Linked DNA regions of Homo sapiens: region 2 is linked to region 1. Evidence: chromatin contacts called from ENCODE Hi-C data. All regions are on one chromosome and are shown on one strand. Each heading gives the region's core, a stretch centred on a gene start or an enhancer-like site at or near the end of the contact. The rest is flanking DNA. Distances are from core to core; before and after follow the strand shown.

The links. A loop is a pair of places that touch in the nucleus more often than their neighbours do. Pooled maps may share reads with other maps.
Region 2: a loop to region 1 is called in a map of endothelial cell of hepatic sinusoid, with 7 times the contacts of the local background. The contact joins the promoter of LHFPL7 here to the enhancer-like site in region 1. A Hi-C loop is called at or near these places in 1 of 168 maps with a recorded cell type or tissue (endothelial cell of hepatic sinusoid) and 1 of 50 pooled maps.

The regions. Positions count from the first base shown.
Region 1 is chr22:24,840,628-24,846,541 of GRCh38, reverse strand. SGSM1 (small G protein signaling modulator 1) reads right to left here. Exons shown (of 25, transcript NM_001098497.3): 3 at 1,570-1,645. Among named protein-coding and RNA genes, the nearest start is that of SGSM1, 37 kb to the right of the region's middle. Within about 2 kb of position 1,346, at least 3 of the 41 ENCODE cell types and tissues checked have a DNase peak (open chromatin) inside an H3K27ac peak, as active enhancers do.
Region 2 is chr22:24,941,934-24,947,996 of GRCh38, reverse strand. LHFPL7 (LHFPL tetraspan subfamily member 7) reads left to right here and starts at 1,303. Exons shown (of 4, transcript NM_001388199.1): 1 at 1,303-1,425.

The sequences.
Region 1 (5,914 bases), core at 97-2,596:
TATTTTTATTACTTTTATTCCTCTAAGTTAATTGGTAGGTAGGCTAGCAAGTCTTAAGATGGACATGCATATAATTTTATTTGGAAATAAAAATATTCAGGAACACATAAAAAACTGGGAATACATATATATGTATATATACACATACATATATGTATGTAATTATGTGCATGTGTGTATGTGTGTAGAGCTATATGTTTAAATAAACACATCCCACTTAAAAAAAAATAAGATCTTCATTTTGGGAAGCCAAGGAGAGAGGAATGCTTGAACCTAGGAATTCAAGACCAGCCCTGACAACATGGCAAGACTCCATCTTTACAGAAAAATTTAAAATTAGCCAGGTATGGTGGCACATACTTGTGGTCCCAGCTACTCGGGAAGCTAAGGTGGGAGGTACGCTTGAGCCCAGGAGGTTGAGGCTGCAGTGAGCTGTGATTGTGCCACTGCACTCCAGCCTGGGTGACAGAGTGAGATCCTGTCTCAAAAAAAAAAAAAAAGAAAGAAAGAGAGAAAGAGAGAAAGAAATGAAGAAAGAAAGAAAGAAAGAAAGAAAGAAAGAAAGAAAGAAAGAAAGAAAGAAAGAAAGAAAGAAAGAAAAGAAAAGAAAAGAAAGATCTTGCCCAAAGTCAATTACAAGAAAGCAGCAGAGGTGGATCCAGGTCTGCCTGCCTGAAGAGAGGGTGAACTGAGGTCCTTGCCTCCCAAGAAAGCGGCAGAGGTGGATCCAGGTCTGCCTGGCTGAAGAGAGGGTGAACTGAGGTCCTTGCCTCCCGGGTCACAGCGTGTGCTCAGCATGTTGTGGGCCCCGTGGGGTGGTGCCCCCAGCCATTTGGACGGCAGCTGATGGGCTGGCCAGCTCTCCCAGCTCAGGCCTCTCCACAGGACCAAGATCACGGGAGGGGAATTAGAACATGTCCTGCATTATGAGACACTCCAATTATTAAATTAAGACATTTTCAGGGAGACAGAAAGACTCCCACTTCTATGTACACACTGATTATCCTGACCTCAGAGACACTCAGACCCCATCTCTAGCCATTCTCAAAGTACAGCAAAAGCCTGGCCATGGGGTTATTTCCAGAAGCTTGTGAGCAGAGCTGGTTCAAGGAGACATGTCTGAGTCACGCTCTGAGCCCTCGGCCTGCCTTCTTTGCTGAGCCAGATGGACGCGATCCTTCAGGATGTGTCACGGGCTCTTAGTTCCCTTTTTTAAAAGTCCCCATCTACCCTCTCCCTTTACCTAGCAATAGCCACAGGCAGAGTGAGGGACAGGGAGCCCATTCCTCAGATGCAAGACTGTGTGTCACTTGGGGTGTGGTCGGTGTGAATGGTGCCTACAGGAAGACAACCCCTCTGGTGTTAACCACACTGACCTCTTCATGGGGTACAGAAGTCATTTTTAATTGTTTCTCTACACTGTTCTGTATTTTCAAATTCTCCAATCGAGTCCCCCTCTGGAATCCAAAACTAACTTCAGAGTCATAAAGCAAAACAGTGGCTCCAAGACACCACTTCCCCGAGGCAGCCCACAGAGAAAGAAGCCACTTTCCCAGGTCACAGACTCACCACAGAAGGAGATGATGTGGCTGCTGTCTTCGTGGACAAACTTGCGTGTCACAGCCTCCTCCATGATCTGCTTCACCTGGAAGGCAAAGGTGACCGGAGGGGAAGAGGTCCAAGGTGACCAAGGTGACCTGGGTATAGGTGCCCCAAAAGGGCTGCATTGCTCCCCACAAGGCCTTTCAGGCTGTTTGGGATGTTTTGACACCTGCTTTCCTTCCCCCTCCTCGCCTTGTCTTTTGGAGGTCTGAGGCCTGTCACAGCTCCATGCTTCTCATTTTATCAATTATTCGTTCAGGTTCTTCACACAGCAGGCTGCTGCTTCTCTTAGGCATCTCACAAAACGTCATCTCCTTTCCTGACCACACTGTCTAAGGCAGACCCCTCCCCACTCCCATCCCCTGTTTTAGTTCCTGTAGGGCACTCACCACTATTCTCATTCTTTTTTTTTTTAGACGGAGTTTCGCTCTTGTTGCCCCGGCTGGAGTGCAATGGCACAATCTTGGCTCATCGCAACCTCCGCCTCCCGGGTTCAAGCCATTCTCCTGCCTCTGCCTTCCGAGTAGCTGGGATTACAAGTGCCCACCACCACGTCTAGCTAACTTTTCTATTTTTAGTACAGACGGGGTTTCACTATGTTGTCTTGAACTCCTGACCTCAAGTGATCTGCCCGCCTCGGCCTCCAAAAGTGCTTGGATTACATGCGTGAGCCGCCGCGCCCAGTCTACCACTATTCCCATTCTATTTGTTGATTTGTTGACCGTCTATCTCTCTCTTCTAGAATTTAAGTTCCACAAGGGCAGAAACTTCATTTGCCTCATTCACTGCTGAATTTGCACAGCCTAGAACAGTGCCTGGCACAGGGCAGATGCTCAATCAACATTTTCTAAATGACTGGATGAATGAATGAATCAGTGTATGAATGAATAAGATATATAAAGGAATCAAGAAAGTGCAGGGTAAAAAAACCTGCCCTGGAATCAGGTAGACCTGAGTTCAAATCCCTGCTTGGAGACCTCCCAAGTGGGTTTCTGATCTTATTTTGGGAAATGGATGCTCAGCAAGATGAAAGCACTTACCCAGGGAGGCAGAGCTGGCTATCAGAGACAGGTTCCAGCTCGAGACAGACACCCAGGCTGTGTGCTCTTCCCTGCGCACTCCCTTGCTCAAGAATTCTCACCTGAGTGCCTCTAATGTGCCAGGCACAGGGACACAGTGCAAAAGGGCAGCTGTGCCTCTCTGCTCTTGGTGTTGATCCTCTGGCAGCCTGAATACCTTCTGCTCCACTAGATTCTGGGCCTGATTCTGCCCAGAGTCATTGTAGGATTTAAGCAAAGTCCGTCTCCTCTCTGGACCTCAGTTACCCCACTTTGAGGTTGAGGAGGTTGGAAAACAATCCAAAAGGCCTGTTCCAGCTCTATGTCACCCTGAGGATTCTGATGTTTGGGGTAAATAAAGCAAAGTTCTGAGTTACCCCCACCCAGTGGAACCCACAGCGTTTCCCACTGTCCTGTGGCCCATCCAGACTCCACCAGGCCAGCACATCCATGCATCCATCTGAGAGCTGTCCCAGGCCCTCCCTGCCTGCTCTCCCTGCCTTCTGGTTACCTCCTGGAGATGAACACAGTTTGGTGCATCCCTGTCCACCTTCTCTGCAGAAACACATGGCAGTGTCCCCCTAGAGCTGGCTCACCACCCCCACCCCACACAACCAAGTCAGCACCAGCGCTGTGAACAGCTCCTGATTTCAGTGCTCCACCAACTCCAAGCTGGGCATTGCCTGCAGCATTTCTAACCCTGAAAACTATCTAGGGAGGCCCATGAGAAGTTGGCTTCATTTTGCAGATGTGGAAATGGAGTCTCGTGGAGGCAAACCGGACCACTCAAGGTCACAGGGTAGGAAGGAGCAGAGTAGAAATTGAAACTTATCACTTTCTTTTTTTTTTCTCCCATCATGGCTCCTGCTGCTGTACCTTGGCTCCTCCCACTATTAGCTGTGTTTCCTCAGGCAAATCATGTCACTTCTCTGAACCTTAGTTTTCTCCTTGGCTAAAAAGTTTATAGAAATAGCACCAGCTTCAAGGCACTTGGGAAGGCTGAACAAGATAATGATCATCATGTGCTGAGCACAGAACCTGGCACGCAATAAATGTCTGCAAAATGTGCTGCAAATAAATGTCGGCTGCATGCAGGTCATCAGCTCTGCCTGAAACCTTCCCTGGCCTCCCATCACCGTTATTTTGGCCCTGGCTGGAATGTCGCTGGTTCAGGACATCAAATTCCCCTGCTTGGGTTCCTAGAGAAGCTGCTCTTGAAACACCCATCAGACGTGTAACATTTGGTCAGTACTTGTTTTCCCTGCCAGGCTCTGATCCCCATGAGGGCAACCATTCTGTGTTTCCTTGCTTTATGGCTATGGTGCCAACAACTACCTTGAGTTCCAGCACATGGTATGTGCTCAATAAAGTTCTCTTTGGAAAATGAATGGCTCAAAGAATCATGATTGACCTCAGGCTTTGGTAGAGTATTTTATTTGAAAAAAAATATATATTTTCTTATAACCATAATTGTGGATAATAGAGCAGTAACATTATTATCCCTATTTGTCAGGGGAGGAAACAGAGGCCCAGAGAGGTGGAGTAATCTGTCTGGGGTCACACAGCTATGAGGACTGGATTTGGTGTTTGGACCCAGGTTTGTCTGACTCCAGGGGCTGAGCTCCTTCTGCAACATGTCATGAAGCCCAGGTGGTCTCAGAGCGTTTGCACACCTCTCTCCCCTCTGCAGGAATCTACCTCTTTCTTTCCTTTGCTCCTCTAAGGCAGGACACGGTGATGCTGAGAAACTGCTGGAAGGCAGTTGCCAAGCACCCAGACCCTGATGACATTTGGGAATGTAGCAACAGAGGGAGTGAGTCCAGGCTTAGTCGTAGATGGTAGAGGACTGTCAGGGAGACATTGGGGGTGGGGGAGTCCAGGCAGCTGGGTCAGGAGCACTTTCATGAATGTACATGGTTAATTAAGAACTGAGAATTTGGGGACAGACAGACCTGGGTTCAAATCCTGGATGAGACACTTATCACAACTTGGGCAAATTCCTTTACCCCCTTAGGACAACAGTACTTGGGAGGCAGAGGTTGCAGTAAGCCGAGATCGTGCCACTGCACTCCAGCCTGGCGATAGAGCGAGATTCCATCTCAAAAACAAAAAACAAACAAAAAACAGCACCAACTTCTAAAGATTCAGTCAAATATGTTGGTTGTACCTTCAAAATGTTCTCAGATTCCAACCGTTTCTCAGCCCCTCCACCACCACCTCCCAGTCCAAGTCACCATCACCTCTCCCCTGAATCAATGCTGTAGACTCTTACTGGTCTCCCTGCATCCACTTCTAAGAAGCTCATTTTAATACAGCCAGAAGGATCTCGTTAAAAGGTAAGTCAATAGAACAACCAGACAGAATATCAATAAGGAAACAGAGGCCTTGAGCTACACTATAAACCAACAACTGGACTTAACAGATATGTACAGAACACTCCACCTAATGATGGCAGGATGCCCACTTTTCTCAAGTGCACATGGAACATTCTCCAGGAGAGAGAATATCTTAGGATACAAAACTAGTCATCATACATTTTTTTTAAAAATGAGATCATACAAAGCATCTTTGTCATTCACAATGGAATGAAACAAGAAATCAACAGCAGAAGGAAAACTAGAAAACCCACAAATAAGAGTCATAAACAGTGTACTCTTAAATAATAAATGTGTCAAAGAAGAAATCTCAAGGGAAATTAGAAAATATATTGAGATAAATAAAAACAAAAACACAGCAGGGCACGGTGGCTCACGCCTGTAATCCCAGCACTTTGGGAGGCCAAGGCGGGCGGATCACAAGGTCAGGAGATCGAGACCATCTTGGCTAACACGGTGAAACCCCGTCTCTACTAAAAATACAAAAAATTAGCCGGGCGTGGTGGTGGGCGCCTGTAGTCCCAGCTACTCGAGAGGCTGAGGCAAGAGAATGGTGTGAACCCGGGTGGCGGAGCTTGCAGTGAGCCGAGATAGCGCCACTGCAGTCCGGCCTGGGTGAAAGAGCGAGACTCCGTCTTAAAAAACAAAACAAAACAAAACAAAAACACAACATGGCCAATAAAAACAAAAACACAATATGGGCTGCTATAAAAGCAGTGCTAAGAAGGAACTTACAGCTGGAAATGCTTACATTAAAATAAGAAAGATCTCAAAGAAACAAGTTACCTGCACACCTTAAGGAACAAGAAAAAGAAGAACAAACTAAATCCACAGCTAGCAGAAAGAAGGAAATAATAAAGATTAGGCTGGGCATGGTGG
Region 2 (6,063 bases), core at 54-2,553, 100 kb before region 1:
TCCTCCAGGGAAGAATCCCACCCGCTACACTCAGTCCATGTCGTTTCAAGGGCGGTAAGCCTCGCGACACCCTTACTTGATCCTCACTTTCCAAACCTTAACCCCCAACCCTAGGACACAGGATGTAGGTCTGGCCAATCAGAGCATCCCATTTGCCTGGCCACAGTGATTGATTCGTGGTAGGCATGGGACCCAAGTTTGTCCATTGAGTGTTAATCACAGCACTTGCTGCAATAGTGTGCAAAGAGAAGCTTTCTTTTCTCTGGGGTTGCTGAGTCTCGGAATGTCAGCCTGGAGCCACCAAAGGGCAATATTGTTAGAGGGAATCCACCTAGAGAGTGAAGCCAACTGAGCAGAAAACAGAACTGAGAGCTGGAGAGAGAGAGGGGTTCTGAAGACATTGCTTATTTACCTGGATCCCACTATGCCTGAAGCCCATCCCAGAGAATTTTCAGTTACGTGAACCAATACATTTCTCATGTCTATTTGAGTGGTGCTTCCATCACTTATAGCAAAAGAATACCAGGCCAGGCGCGGTGGCTCACGCTTGTAATCCCACCACTTTGGGAGGCCGAGGTGGGCAGATCACAAGGTCAGGAGATCGAGATCATCTTGGCCAACAAGGTGAAACCCTGTCTCTACTAAAAAAAAAAAAAAAAAAAAAAATACAAAAAATTAGCTGGGCATGGTGGCAGGAGCCTGTAGTCACAGCTACTCAGGAGGCTGAGGCAGGAGAATGGCGTGAACCCAGGAGACAGAGCTTGCAGTGAGCCGAGATCGCACCACTGCACTCCAGCCTGGGCGACACAGTGAGACTCTGTCTCAAAAAAAAAAAAAAAAGAATACCAGCACCTACTCTGTGCCAAGTTTTGTGGTAAGGATAAAGATATTTAAGACACAGTGCCTGACTTTGAGACGTCCACAGCTCACAGGGAAGATCCTATGAGAAATACACAGAAATATGCATATCAGTTGCCTGGGCTGGAATTATGAGGGCAGAAAGGTAGAGAACACAGTGGCAGCCACTTCTAAACTCCCAATCCCATTTCTCCTCCTGAGATTCTATCTGTGGTTTCCTACACCTGGCGTTTAATCATAGATCAGTTAATCCCTATTGGTGCCTTGCCCTACCCAGAAAACACTATACTCTCCCCTTGTCCCCACCTGGAGATGGCTTTCCCCTCTTTGCTCAGCCCACCCAGCAGCCTGGAGTGAAAGCTTTTATTTAAGGAAGTGGGAAGGAAAAACCACACACACACACACAGACACACCCTCAGACCAGTTCATCAAGCATGCCCTTGCATTGTTCTACAAGCTAAATTATTCCTTCAAAGGAGAGGAGAATTGTATAAGGTCACAGACGTGGATCCAAAGCCGGAGCCTGAGCAGAGGTGGCCACGCTGGAGGGTCTTGACCTAAAGTGTGGTGAGTCTGGAGGGACAAGTGACCTGAGGTGAGGAGTGAGGAGGGAAGGAAACTGGGATAGCACAAAGCACGTTCAGGGGCTGTTACAGGCTTCAGGGGGCCCATGAGCCTCTGAAATGACATACAATTGTGTGTGTGTGTGTGTGTGGGTGGGTGGGTGGGTGCATGTGCGCTCATGTGTGCATGCTTGCTTATGTGAGAGTGCACGTGGAAACATCCATAGTTTTGTTTTCTGGGGTTTTGTTTTTTTGTTTTTCTTTTTTTGAGACAGTCTTGCTCTGTCGCCCAGGCTGGAGTGCAGTGGTGTGATCTCGGCTCACTGCAACCTCCGCCTTCCGGGTTCAAGTGATTCTCTTGCCTCAGCCTCCCGAATAGCTGGGATTACAGGCACCCGCCACCATGCCCAGCTAAGTTTTGTATTTTTAGTAGAGACAGGGTTTTGCCATATTGGCCAGGCTGGTCTCGAACTCCTGACCTCACGTGATCCTCCCGCCTTGGCCTTGCAAAGTGCTGGGATTATAGGTGTGAGCCACCACACCTGGCCAACATCCATAGTTTTAAATCATATCTTCAAAGGAATGCATCAAAGGGTTAAGTCCCACAGACCTTCCTTTTGTAGATGGGGAACCTGAGGCTCAGAGCCGTTACATAATTTGTCCTAGGTGGCACAGCCAATCTGTGACAGATGCTGGAATAGATCCAGAAATTGGACTTACCTGGCTGCATAGCCGGGAGAATGTGATAAGAGATAAAAGTCCTTCCCAGACCCAGTTTGCCCATCTGTGCATCTCAGCCTGGACATGGCCTGCACCCCCCAGGCTGGACTGGGTGCCCTTCCTCTGTGCTTGTCCCCAGTGTCACCCCAGGCTTTTTCATGGTGTGGAGCTGTGTCTGTACTCAAGCCTGTATATATCGATTGATGGGTTGGGGAAGATACACATCTCAAGCTTTGCTTACGCAACCTCACACTCAGACACCTCCGGCTGCCCTAGTAAACATGTTCCTTCTGCAGGTTCTTCGTCCCAGGTCAAAAGCCCTAGAGGCATCCTTGCCTGTTCACCTTCCCTCACACCCCAGGCCTATTCTATTAGCAAATCTGATCAGCTTGACCTTTGCCCTTCAAAATCAATCCAGAATCTGACCACTCTTTGTCCTCCTCCCCTAACCCCACCTCCACGTCCATCCACATCCACCTTTGTCTCTTGTCTGACTGACGAGTCATCTTCTGAAGACTTCTCCCTCTGCTTCCCTTCTGCCTGTTCTCCACCCAGGAGCCAGAGTGGTCTTTTGAAAACCTAGGATGGTTCATGTCATACCCCTGCTAAAGACCAGCCATAGACTCCCTACCACACTCACAAGTGAAAAGCCAGGCTAGGCACGGTGGCTCATGCCTATAATCCCCAAACTTTGGGAGACTAAAGCAGGAGGATCTCTTGAAGCCAGGAGTTCAAGACCAGCCTAGGCGGCCAGGCGCGGTGGCTCACACCTGTAATCCCAGCACTTTGGGAGGCCAAGGCGGGCAGATCACAAGGTCAAGAGATCGACACCAGCCTAGCCAACGTGGTGAAATCCCGTCTCTACTAAAAATACAAAAATTAGCTGGGCGTGGTGGTGCGCATCTGTAGTCCCAGCTACTCAGGAGGCTGAGGCAGGAGAATTGCTTGAACCCGAGAGGCAGAGGTTGGGGTGAGCCGAGATCGCGCCATTGTACTCCAGCCTGGCGACACAGCAAGACTCGGTCTCAAAAACAAAAACAAAACAAAACAAAAAAAGACCAGTCTGGGCAACATAGAGAGACCTCACCTCATCTCTACCAAAATAAATAAATAAATAAATAAATAAATAAATAAATAGCCAGGCATGTTGGTGCATGCCTGTAGCCCCAGCTACTTGGGAGGCTGAGGTGGGAGGATTGCTTGAGCCCCAGGAGGTTGAGACTGCAGTGAGCTGTGATTGTGCCACTGCACTCCAGCCTGGGCAACAGAGCAAGACCTTATCTCTGCTACAAGGCGCACCGCTCTTTCCTACCCTCATTACTTCTAGTCACATGGGCCTCTTTGCATCTTCAAATGTGCCAAGGGCACACTCCCCTCAGGGCCTTTGCACCTGCTCCCCACTCTGCTTGGAATATTCCTCTGACACCTCTCCACGTGGCTCCCTCCATCACCTTCTTCAGGCTCAGCTCAAAGGTCACCTTCTCATGGGGCTTTCCATGACTATCCCCCAATTACCCAATCACTTGCTATCTCCCTCCAACGCTTCATTTTTCTCTAGGGCACTTATTGACATCTAACATATTACATATTGACTTGCTTATTTCCTCCCTGTCTCTCTCTCTCCCTCCAGAGTCTAAGTTCCATAAGGAGGGGCTTTTTCTATTTTCCTCACTGCTGAATCCTCCAGGACCTAGAACAGTTCCTGGAACATTGTAGACACCCAATAAATATTTGTTGAATGAGTGAGCACATGGACATATTGCTATATTTTGTTGGTCTGTCTTGCCTGCAAAACTCTAAGCTCTTTGAAGGTGGGGACTACGTTCTGTTCACCACTGTATCCTGGGGGTAGGGGGTTAAGAGATCACATTGAGCTGGGCACATTAAAGTTGAATGAATGATTGATCAACCCCTCCAATTTACAGAGAAAGACATAGAAGCCAGAAGAAGAAAGAGACTTGGCTTGACATATCAAGTCCCTAGCAGCTACCTCTAAACTCCCAGTCCCATTTCTCCTCCTGAGATTCTGCCTTTGTATGGCTTCTCTGGAATCATCCCTGTCCCCTGGGCAGGGCAGGCATGAGAGCTGACCATGCCCTAACCTTGGGCAGCTCTAGTAAGCCGTTGGGTTCGTTGGCCTTTAAATTAAATCCTTAATATCACTTTGGGCTTAGGGCCCAGAACCCGAGCCTGATTCCCAAAGTATGAGTCTCAGTTCTATGGCTTGCTTCCTGAGCCTCAGTTTTGTCATCTGTAAAATGGGAACAGTGATAATATTATCTATAATAGTATCTATCGCATCAGGTGGCCATAAGGCTTATAGGTAACAAGTGCTTACCTATGCAAGTGCTTAGACCGAAGCCTGGTGAGTGCCCAGAAATTGTTGACTGCTATTAAAAGTTAAGCACTGAGCCAGAGGAGAAAATATTCAGTCCCTTTCAAGCTCTCCTTAGGTGGATTCCAGCCAATTGCAGCCTGGCCGGATGTGGTTTCGGGTTATAATGCCTCATTTAGGTTTCTGGGCACCTGGACGGTTGACGTGATTTTCCCAGGTGACATTGAGCATTATCTGGAGAACAAAACTCCTTTCAAGGTGAGAAACGCCTGGACAGCCACTGGCGCAGCCAGAGAGAGGCACAATCATAGGCCTAGGTGGATTCAGCTCTCCCAGGCTTCCTGGCTGGAATTACACCCCTCACTATCTTGCCAACCCAAAGGAGAGGCTGATTTTGGTGTAGGGAAAACACCACCACCACCACCAAAAAAACCCCATAAAAATACTGTCCCCTCTCACTCAAGGGAGGATATTCCACTTGCTGGCGAGCAGCCACGAGGTTTTTCTCATCTCGGGGTAAAAAGCCCGTGCAACTTGACCCAGATATACCTGCCCAGGTTTATCTCTGCCCCTCCCCCAGCAACACACACACACACACACACACACACACACACACACACACACACACTTTATCCCCTTGAAGCTTCACAACAACCCTCACTCCCATTTTCCAGAGAGGTGAGGCCATCTCCCCAAACTCCTATAGATGGGAAGGGGAGGATCTGGGCTTCTCTGCCTTTTTCCATCATATCACCCTGCCCATTGACTGATCCCAACACTGTCTGCCCCTAGTCCAGACTAAGGGATTCATAATCTTCTTGTACAGATGGAGAAACTGAGGCCTAGAGCAATGGGCCTAGAGCCACTTGCCCCAGGTCCCGCACCAGGGATATGGTGGAGTGGTTGGTTGGCCTCTAACCCCAGAATTCCTGCCATGTTTAGTGGGTGGCTGGGCTTAGATGGCCAAAGTGAAACCCAAGGTTGTGCCGCAGGTGCCTGGCAAAGCTGGCTAAGTGCCCTTGGCCTGGTTGGCAGCTCAGCTGCTTTTGACCTTGAGTGCCCTTGGGCAGGCTCACCCTTCTGGGCTTCCTTTCTGGCCATCAATGGCAGGATTGGCTATTTGTTAGCAAATCACCTTCCAGTCTCAGCCATGCCGTGAAACCATGACTATTATTAAAGTAAGACTTGACTCTACATTGACTTACTTTTATATTAAAATACATTTGAGGCCGGGCGCGGTGGCTCACACCTGTAATCCCAGCACTTTGGGAGGCCGAGGCGGGTGGATCACAAGGTCAGGAGATCGAGACCATCCTGGCTAACGGGGTGAAACCCCGTCTCTACTAAAAATACAAAAAATTAGCCGGGCATGGTGGCGGGCGCCTATGTCCCAGCTACTCGGGAGGCTGAGGCAGGAGAACGGCATGAACCCGGGAAGCAGAGCTTGCAGTGAATGGAGATCGTGCCACTGCACTCCAGCCTGGGTGACAGAGTGAGACTCCATCTCAATAAATAAATAAATAAATAAATAAATAAATAAAATACATTTGAATTTCGGCCAGGTGCAGTGGCTCACGCGTGTAATCC